Regions from separate parts of the Mus musculus genome. Here region 2 is linked to region 1. A link is a loop called in an ENCODE intact Hi-C map of the cell type or tissue named here. Cell type or tissue: left cerebral cortex. All regions are shown on one strand. Links, peaks and the distances in the headings refer to the core of each region. The heading gives the core; the rest is flanking DNA.

The links. Hi-C counts contacts between places; a loop is a spot of excess contacts. Peaks named below come from ENCODE experiments on the same cell type or tissue, not always from the same donor. Only the 100,000 strongest peaks of a DNase experiment are listed, where the experiment ranks them.
Region 2: it touches region 1 in a loop (2.4-fold over the local background); 1 of 42 quality-filtered maps calls a loop at or near these places.

Annotation. Positions count from the first base shown.
Region 1 is chr11:75,049,620-75,054,999 of GRCm38, reverse strand. It overlaps Smg6 (Smg-6 homolog, nonsense mediated mRNA decay factor (C. elegans)), which reads right to left. Exons shown (of 19, transcript NM_001002764.2): 13 at 1,037-1,238. Among named protein-coding and RNA genes, the nearest start is that of Gm51907, 79 kb to the left of the region's middle. In left cerebral cortex, for the core only: a CTCF peak has its summit at 3,227; DNase peaks (open chromatin) are centred at 606, 1,729, 2,855 and 3,545; H3K27ac peaks cover 2,270 bases.
Region 2 is chr11:75,113,615-75,118,994 of GRCm38, reverse strand. All of the region lies in intron 13 of Smg6 (Smg-6 homolog, nonsense mediated mRNA decay factor (C. elegans)), which reads right to left. Gm51907 (a long non-coding RNA gene) reads left to right here. Exons shown (of 3, transcript XR_003949714.1): 3 at 1-2,639. Among named protein-coding and RNA genes, the nearest start is that of Gm51907, 15 kb to the left of the region's middle. In left cerebral cortex, for the core only: no CTCF peak of the experiment used is centred there; DNase peaks (open chromatin) are centred at 687 and 2,363; H3K27ac peaks cover 1,249 bases.

The sequences.
Region 1 (5,380 bases), core at 301-5,300:
ACATACCTTATCTTAGCACTTGGGAGATTGAGACAGGAGGACTAGAAGTTTAAGGCCAGCCTCTGCTACACAGCCATTCTGGGGTCAGCCTGGGTATATGTGAGACACTTCCGCAAAACAACAAAACTTTAAAATAACATTCATCTAAAAAAAAAAAGACTTCCTCTTGAGAAGCCAATCATGGACTACTCCCCAAAGGGCTCTCCTCTTGGGAGTAGGATGCCACAGACTCTCTGAAAAGTGCCTTAGCACAGGAGACTGTTAATTCCCCACGAGTGTGATGGAACAACCCAGAATGCCCTACTCTCCACTGGCTAAAGACCCAACTGTTAAACTAGACTCTCCACAGTCCCCACCAGGGTAACAGGGAATGGCTTTTGTTTTCTATAAACAGACAAGAAAAAAGTCAAGTTAAAACACTCCTTAGAGGAAGGAAAATAGAAACCAGGCAGCGAGGAATGCTTCATATTCCTAAAAGCTTTTTTTGTACGTTAACACATGGTGTCTGCTTCTCTCTAGTCACCTATTTATCACTCTCCTCCTTAGAGAAGGGAAAAAGCCCTGGCTGTTTTCCTAGTGCAGAGTTCTGTGGCTGGGGAAGGAGGGAGAGGGAAGGAAGGAGGGTGCTTTAAGCATGATGCAAACCATTTGGAGCTGAGTAAGAGCACTGCCAACACAAGCTGCACTATTTAAACATGTGAGGAAATGATCGTATATACAACATGCCAGGAGCTCTGCGCTCTCTCTCCTCCACCCCCCTCTTCCTCCCTCCCTCCCTCCCTCCTTTCCTTCCCCCCCTTCATTTCTCTCTCTCATACACATACACAGGAGACACCCCCCCCCCCAAAGGAAGTTGAGAGGGATTTTTTTTCAGGACACAGAACTGGATGTCAGCGGCTAAAAGGTCGATATTTTCCCTTAACACCCTTCTCAATGACTTAATCATGTTCCGTTTGCACAGAAAACTTCCCAAGAATAAAGTCTGGAGAATTAAGAGAGTGGGTAAATGGGAAGGGATGTTTGGCCTGCAGCTGACCTTATCCGAGGTTTTCTCCACGTAGCAGGGGTCCTGAGGGGCAGCCAGCAAGGGGACAAAGCCAGAGAGAAGCCGATCCTCTTCCAGGATAAGCAGGGTGAGGTCATCATCTGGGTCCTTGTACAGTGGCACCTCAGACTGATTGACTGCAGTCAGTATGTTACAGAAATCAGCTAGTGTTGACCAGACATCCACAGCAACCCTGTGAGAAACAAGACAAGAAAAGAAGAACGGTTCTAAAGAGGTCGGTGAAAGTGTTCTTCCTGCTCTGGGAATGGAAAGGGACTTGCAACAAAAGCTGTAAGGCTGGCTGGCAGCTCCCAAGAAATATTATCAAAAATGTAATATTAAGTTGTGCCCATAGCTACCATCTATGTGTGTGTACTCTCTATGTAAAGGTGAAATTGATCGGGGGACTTTTAATCCTAACCAGAGAGAAAGAAAAAGAATTTGGAGAACCAGTTGCCTAATGCTGGTTCTGTCACCTTTCCAGACAGTATGATGAGACACTTTAAACAGTCTAGATACCCAGTGCCTACGGCAGCTCTCAGAAGTCCCTGCTCTTGCATAGTCAAGTATATACCACACAGACAGAAACTGGGCACTAGCCTCTCTCCTTCAGCCACAGGCACACAGGGAGTAGTCACACTGTGTAGTCACGTAGGCTTCCCTCTTAGAAATACTTTATAAAGTAATTCTCTATATGTAAGCAGTAAAATGAATACATGTCCAAGAAAATCCCCCTTCCTGTCTTGCCAAAGTCTGCTCTGGAAGGGAAAGCTTCTTGCTCATTTCAATGCTATCTTGGCTGTCCCACGCCTTCTTCCTTCTCTCACTTGTACATTAGACACAGGATGACTAACCATCCTGGGACTGTCCAAGTTTTAGCACTAAAATTTTCACATCTCTTAAGTCCCCTAGTCCAACACAGACCAGGATGCTTGGTCAGCCAGTCCCACATCATCGGGTTCTGGATAAACCTGAGAAGAAAACTAAAACTACAAAATCTCTCTCTCTACTTAAAACTCCAAGGTAGAATTATAGAAAGAAGGTTCATTTAGTTCATACCATCACCTATTGTGGCTCAGACTGTTTGGTGGGTGCTAAACATCACCTAAACTTTGCCTGCCTAAGTGAACCTCAATTGTAATTGTATCCAATGGTTGCCAAGTTTACAGACTTGATTTTCTCCTCCAGAAAAGCTTCTAACCCAGGAGATGGAATAGCATCTACCCTCTAGATGCTAAGATGTTAGAAATACTATAAAAAACAAATAGAAAACAAAACAACAAGAAAACTCCACAGGAAAGACTGAGTACGAAGAAACTCTATGCCAATAAGTTCTAAGGGTCCCCTGAAATCTCCCAGGGGTACTGTCCATGAGCCTACAGGGTAGGCTGAGACCTATGCCATTAAACCCCCAACTCCCATTCCAAGATGACAGGAAAGAGGGCATTCCAGGAATTGCCACTGAGAGCCATGGGGACTCCCTCCCTCACCAGCTCCAGGTGGAAGGAGGCTGAGGTGGTTTATTTACTGAGATCACTACACTAGGAAAAGGCAATGAAATGAAACATCTTGTTTTCAAGAGCGTCCTGGGAACCAGGCGGAACATGGTCCCATTAATCATACAACGGCACATAATCAACACACGTGTACTGCAGAACCAAGTCACTTCCCAGGCTTTGCCTAGCAAGAAGAACACGTTTGGGAAGAATCACCAGGGGGATGCAGGTTTTCTAAAGCCCTCTGCATGGACACCAACAACCAGACTCATTCACAAAGCTCCATCTTTTGGCTCAGCTGAGTTTGGCTGTCAGAAATGTTTAAATATGGAAAAAAATAAACAGTTGCAACACGTTTTTCTGTGCAGAAATCTGCCTGGGCTCCTCTGTGATGTAATGGGAAACGCGGCACTCAGGCTACCAGCTGTAGAATAAACAGAACTTTGAGGGTTAAAAGGAACTGAACTTTCCACGACCCCATCTGCAGAGAAGAAAATAATAAGAGGAATGATGCACTGCCCCACAGCTCTGATAGTTTATCCTCCGGTCCGGCTGCAGAGACAAGCACCGGATGTGATAGGGCTGCTCAGGGCTGCCTCTGAGGTTAGTGCTGCCCATGGGAGACACACAGGGAGGCTCTTCCAGTTCCCTGCTTCCTCCCCCAGTGCCCTGCTGGCCACTTGAGCCCACTGCCTGAGTCTGATCCCACAGCGTGGTGAGCTTTGGCCAACAGGCACTGCTTGGCTGCAGAGCAGCAATTTGGAAAATAAACAGGAAAAACGCCAGTAAGAAGGAAGAAGGTGAAAAGTCTCCCATCTGAATTCTTGGCTTGGAGGTCATGGTTGGTGCTAAACAGGTCAAGGCTGCTTGAGGACATAGTTAGGGATGAGGGTGTAGGCAGTAGTATCCCCAGCCAGAGAGAGGCGGCAGAAAATCACCCACAGTTTCCTCAGTGGGAGGCCCCACATCCCTCTCATCCTCCCACCCTTACCATCTTGGATCCAAGAAGAAGAAATATGTGGTACCATGTGGTTCTCATTACCATGCTCTCCTGTCCCCTAAGGCTCAGATAAAGCAAACTGACTCCTCCCAGAGACTGCTGCTCATCACTAGGGACTCCTGCCCACCTCTATCTTTTGCCCATTACTACTCACCTTGTGCCAAAACCTTATGACACACTGCAGTGATAAGGTAGATGAGAGTTCTTACCCTGTTGATTTTGTAAGACAGCAGCTGGGGCCAAAAGACATGGGAAGTGCCCTGAGTTCCCAAGTCAGAAATATAAATAAAAGCAGTCCAAGGGTCAAGCTAGACTGATCAGAATCAAGGAGATATAAAAAATGCTTCAATGAAAAGTCACTCCAATCAGGTCAGCCTGATCTTGTTGGTACCCATGGGCCAACCTGTGACAAAGGTATGGGAAATAAGAATCAAGAAACTAACGACGACGACGATGATGACGAGGAGGAGGAGGAGGAGGAGGAGGAGGAGGAGGAGGAGGAGGAGGAGGAGGAGGAGGAGGAGGAGAAAGAGATGTTCTCCAAAAACCCAGGTGAGAGGCCTGAACTGAAAAGCTAATATCTGCGAGAGGATGATGTAAGGGTTGAGAGGTCAATTCCATGCGTGAACAGTTTCCTGTTTAAGCAGAAGGGGGACGTCTTGAATTTTTTCCCCATGTTTCTTTCTTATCCTAATAAGAAGCGCCATTTAACCTTCACCTCATAGCAGCCCTTGAAGCCTTAGGAGTCCAGGTTGATGGAAGGGCACAAAGTAAAATCCTTGTGGCTATGAAGAGCTTGAAGATACTTGAGAACATGTGGGGTTCAGTCAAGCCCCTCTGCCACCCATTCCTATCTAGCTTTTTGCTGAGGAGACCGAAGGTTATAGGTGGGTAGAAGGGTATGAAGAGCCTCACTCTGTAGTCCAGGCTGCCTTGGAACTCACCATGTAGCCCTGACTGGCTTCAAAGCCTCAGTGATCCTGACTGCTGGGATCACAGGTATATGGTCCTATGCTTGGCTTAGACAAATCCTTCTGGCTTCTTCTGGTTCAACTTGTATTTGAAGAATGTACCAGAGCCTACAAAATCTCACTAAAGTTAGGGTACACTCTTCACCAAGCAGACACAAATCAGCCTGAGAATATGAAACTGTATTCAATAAACCCATTTATGGCTCCCAGAATGGCGACAATGAAGTCTCTCAGAAGCTGGGGTGTGATTAGTGTTCAGGGATCAGCAGTTGCAAAGTGACCCACTAGCCCAACCTCGAAGAACACACCACACACTAGGAAAGCAGAGCTCTGGCTGTAGTCTGAATGCCAGATCCTAGCCTGAGACAGACCAGCAATGACTAGTTAGAGGTATGCACTCAGTACCAAGGTTCACTACAGACATGCATTCACTTACTCCACCAGCAAGGGGTGGGGTGGGGGAAGAGTTAATTTACTTTTTATTGCCTCAGAATTCCAAGGTTTAATGTAGCTGTCAGTTTGAGTGCAGTGCAGCTGCTGGCCGATACAATGCAGCCCAGGCCAGCCCAGGTGACTGGGGAAACACATTTCACAGAAATGAACCAACACACACTCTTGGCTGGTTGTTTGGAGGATATTGACTTGGGGAATCAGATTAACCCTTCAGGCTAGGGTTAGTTCTGCAAATAGCATTAGAAAGCTATTCAGTCCAGGGAATTGAGAAGCTTGTTCTCTAGTGAGCCCACAGTTTTTTGTGTTTCTATAGTTCTCACAGGTGATGCTATACAGCTATGTGCCCTGCAAGACTGAGGTGTGGAACATATGAGACATGGTATACCACAGTCATCATCTCCTTGTCTGAAATGCG
Region 2 (5,380 bases), core at 179-5,178, 64 kb before region 1:
CTAAATGAAATATTTTCTCACATAAGAACACATATTGAGAAAGACCTGTATTTTTAAACCTAAACATCTCCACCTATTTTCTCATTTAATCCTTAATGAAATTTTATAGATTAACCACTGTCACCTTCATCTTTACTTTGGGGTAGGGTTTTCTTATGTAGCCAGGCTGGCCTGGAACTTAACTTACTCAAGGATGGTCTTGAGTAAACAAACAAACAAACAAACATCAGTTGTTTAATTGGGTTTTTGGCAAGAAACTCAGAACACCAAACTTGTGAGGAGTTGAGGAACACTTTGACCTTGGGCAGAATTTTCAAGTGCACAGCTTTCTCAGCAGCCTTGCAGTGCTATCATCTTGCATTTCACTCTGTCCATGTCAAAGACCCCAGCTCCCTAGCCTCTGGGCTCCCTCAGTCTTGTCTTTCTGAAGGAAGCACCAGTGAAGGGTCTGGAGATGGTTTACTTTACAGACCCCAGCTTCTGATGTTTTCTACACAGAGAAACTCTGCAGAGGGACAGACAAGTAGCAAGCCACTGCTCAGCTATGTTGGGAAGCTCATTTGGTGGAGCCCAATGAGGACACTCAGCAGCTTCCATGGAGCTCAACCTTGATCCACTGCTGTTTCTTTATTCAATCTGTGCTGTTGGCAGGGTGAGAGCAGGCTTTGCTATAGCAACCCACAATGAGTGGTGCATGTTCAGTTTGAGAAGCACATGAGAAGGACATGCGCATCTCTAACTAAACATTTTTCAGTGTCGGTTTGGTGCTACATACTGATAGGACAGAAAGAGTAAAACTCTATCAGTCTGTATAGGGAACTCCTACACAGTCTGAGTTTTTAAAATCAACAAGACAGAACTAACAGCTGTCGTGTAAGCTGAAGCCACCCTTGCTTCTAACAACACAGTCTAGATATTCAATGTGAGACCTTCTCACGATCTGGTGGCACTCCAGTTCCAATCAGGTCAAACCCAAGCTGCTGAGTAATGTATAGCTGAAAAATACACTATACATTATAAAAATGCACATTATATCTTACCTTAGGTTTCTAGATCTTTTGTTCCTTAGCCCTGTGGCCAATTTCTGGTGTCTACTTTAGAGCCATTGCCATATGTGACTCATTTGAGCTCTCTATTTAACCTTATAAATATACTTATATAAATGCCATATATTTATACATACATAATACATATACTTAACAGAGTCACAGAGATTATCAAAATCATTTGTGAAGTACACGTCCTACTGAATGCTCCAGATCATCAGCAGTGAGGCTCTGGAGCACACCCAGAAAAACCTAACATGTTTATTGCAACAGAGGAGGACGGGTAAGATACCCTACTAAAGGCAGCAAAGAAAGCAGATAGGAGAAAGATGTGCTCAAATCCAAAGCCTAGGAGTGGTCAGTTGCAACAAACTCCTCAGCCCGGTAGGGTGTTGAAGGATCAAAGGCTGGGCACAAAGGATTGTATTTACATATCAGAAAAGCATGTAACTAGTGTGTATGTGCTCCAGCCTGCATACTGCCTAGAAAGAGCTCCCATACCGATTCAACAAACATCCCATACCAATGGATTTTCAACCATTTCAAAAGCCAGAAACAGTGCATTTTTTTTTCCTGTGAAAATGAAACTTTAACTTTGTGTAAGTCAGGTATCTGTGCATCTGAAAGCTGTAGTGCCTGTCTCAAGGACTCCACAGTTTCCACAGCATAGAAAGTACAGTGGTGGTGGTGCATGCCTTTATTCCCAGCACTTAGGAGTCAGAGGAAGGCAGATCTCTGTGAGCTTGAGGTCAGCGGGTCTACCGAGTTCCAGGACAGCCCAGCTGTCAAAAAACTACACCCCATCCCATCCCCACCCCCCAAAAAAGGAAAAAATAAAGATATTTGAAGTGTTTCAGGCTGATTTCATAGTCCTAGGGTCTGCCACACGAGACCCTCTTTAGACTACACTCCCCAAACACTCTAAAGCACTTCACTGAGTACATTTATTGAATATGTGTTACACACCTGGTGTGGTATGACAGTTGCTATTTTAGGCACCAGGACCCCACCAGTGGACAAAACAATGTTCTTCTTTCATAGACTAAGAATCAAGTGTAGAGAGAGGTGGGACTTACTATAAGAAAGACAACACCGTGAGAATGTGCTAGCATCAATGTAAGATGGGCACGGAGAGGTTCTGAGATGAGATGCTATTGATCAGAATTGCACAAGTGAGCCACAGAGCAGAAAGGACCTCTGAGTGTCCTCTCTAAGCAGGTCACTGGAGTATCAGGAAGTCACACTGGTAGGTGCATACATGAAAGAAGGAAACGGTCTTTTCCAGCCCAGCTCCGTAAGAAGAGTCTATGCAGCTCACACACCCACCACGCAGCTTCTGGAAGGCTTCCATCACAGAGGAGAAGTCTATGTTGAATTTTAAGTTTGACCACAACTATTTAAACTTCCCTAGACCACAAATACAGCATCTTTTGTGGTTTTGCTGGCACCAAGTATATATTTACAAATCTCTATATGTCTGCCTTCTATTTAATCTCTTACACAAGTGGCGATGTCGTTAGCTGGACTTCACCTCTCTGCACCGGTCTAGAGAGCCCCAATCAGGTTGGTCCTTGGGGGAAGAGGATGTCTTTACAAGTAACATTCAGGGCATTCTTAGTTAAATTTTTATTACTGCATTTCTTTTTAAACGTTAGTAAAGAGTCCATTCCAAGTCTATGTTTTGTATTATAATGCAAGAATAAAAGTTATTTAAACTTTTTCCCACTAGAGTTGAGAATAAAACTTAAAGAACTTTTCTAATTAAAAAAAAAAAAAGGACAGGATCTTAATTTGTAACCTAGGCTGGCCTTGAAGTTGACACTTCCTGCTTTGGTCTCCTGAGTGTTAGGACTACAAATAGGAGCATTATGCCTTGTTAAGTAAACAAATCCTTACTTACACCAAAAAGCAACAAACAGGAAACAATAAGCAGGAAATATAAGGCATAATGAGCCTCAAACTTCTAAACTCCGCTTTATTCTCATACTAGTTCCTGACAATTATGACCCACATGAAAACTGAAAGAACATAGGAAACAGCCCCTGCTTTCCTGCTCAGCCTTTGACAAGCTGTCTTTGGCACTATAAGACCATAAAATTCTCAAATTGTTCCTTGAGTTATTATTCCTAATTCCAGGGTCAGTTATATAGCTGCCAAAAGGGGCATGTGGCATTTTTATCAAATGAAGGCAGCAGGTAGGTCATCTTAAATGGAGTGGAAAGCAATGGCCCCTTACTTCACTTTAGGCATCTGTCTCTGTCCAGTTCTTCCTTTGTCTTCCTGAGCCTTTGAGCTTTTGTCCTCACTCATAGCCTGTGTGCCTCTGTGTGTGTGTGTGTGTGTGTGTGTGTGTGTGTGTGTGTATACCAAGTAACAACATTTATATCCAACATAGAAAGACTTAAGGGAGACATCTTCATGAATCATTGGGTTTTTCCCTCCTGAGTTTTTGTTTGTTTGTTTTTTGAGACAGGGTTTCTCTGTGTGGCCCTGGCTGTCCTGGAACTCACTTTGTAAACCAGGCTGGGCTTAAACTCAGAGATCCACCTGCCTCTGCCTCCTGAGTGCTGGGATTAAAGGTGTACTCTACTATGCCTGGCTCATTTCCTTTCCTGAGTTTTAAGGGAGCATAGCAGATATACTTGTTATAAAGTAACAAGCCTATACATATAAATCCATATTAGGCAACTATGGGGATGGCTCAGGGAATAGCACTTACTATGTAAGACTGAGGGCCAGAGTTCAAATTCCCAGCACTCATGGACATGCTACAGATTCATGTAATTCAAGGACTCTGGACGGGAGGGTTAGGAGGGTTGCTGGAGCTTGTTGGCAAAGTGTTTTTAGGCCATACAAATACATTCTAAGTGAAATACCCATCTTAATAAAATGAGCAGCCACCATAAGATATTTAAACTGGAAACCTAGGAATTAATTTTTCTGCTTCTGACTTGGAAGAAGCTAAGGCACAACCTTTGGCCACCCAGAGTCACCGGATACTTTTGCCATGCTTACCAAACTTGACTTCAAGTTTTTAATGTGAGGTGGCAGATAGTAAGTCAGTCCTACACCTCTTACTGGTCTGCCCCAAGATGGATCGTCAAGACAACCAGAGACAAGATAGGTCTGCAGAAGACTGTGGAACCATTCAGAACAGACAGGCTCAGACTGAGGTAGCACCTTCTGCCTTTTTCCTGATTACTGGGGCTCACAAGGTACCACTAGGAGAGGAGGAAAACAAGAGGAAAAATGTTAAATACTAAAAAGCAGAGTCGTCTGTCTGTTTTTGTGAGAAAGGCTCTAGCTATGCAGCTTTGAATTCATGGTGCTCTTGCCTCAGCCTCCTGAGTGCTGAGATTTAAGCCTTGTAGGAGATATCACTTCTGATCAGATTGTCAACACTGCTGAACAGATTCAACACCGATCCATATCCAGAGAACTTTCTGGAATCATTGAAGAGAGTATGGAGCCTGCCTATTCTAGGGGTGGCAATTTTGATGATATATTCCCTGTATTTAACAAGCTGGTCATTCCACTGCACACTGTTGATGCCATTTTTTACATCAGGAGAGTGGTGGTCAACAAATTTTATATATATAATATTTATCTCTATATAATATATATATAATATATGGATATATTATATATTTTATATATCCATAAGCTTGTTGTTTTCTTTTTTTAAAGATGATTTTATTTATTTATTTATTTATTTATTTATTTATTTATTTATTTATTTTTTATTTATTTATTTATTATATGTAAGCACACTGTCGCTGTCTTCAGACACTCCAGAAGAGGGAGTCAGATTTCGTTACGGATGGTTGTGAGCCACCATGTGGTTGCTGGGATTTGAACTCTGGACCTTCAGAAGAGCAGTCGGGTGCTCTTACCCACTGAGCCATCTCACCAGCCCGATTTTATTTATTTTAATGTATATGAGTACACTGTAGTTGTCTTCAGACACCAGAAGAGGGTATCAGATCACATTGCAGATGGTGGTGAGCCACCATGTGATTGCTGGGAACTGAACTCAGGACCTTTGGAAGAGCAGTCAGTGCTCTTAACCACTGAGCCATCTCTCCAACCCCCAGGGAAATATTTTACTAACAACAAAAAATAAAGAAATACCTCCCTCTTGTCCTGGGGGTGGAACTCAGGACATTTAAGCATTTTAGGCAAAGACTCTACACTAAGTTACATCCATAGGAACCAGCACTGAGCTGTAATTAGAATGGTCCAATGCCTCTTCACCTTATCTCCCTTCCTGTTTTCTACTGAAATGTCTGATGAAAAGGTAAGTATACACCACAGGCAGGAATATGCTACAAGAG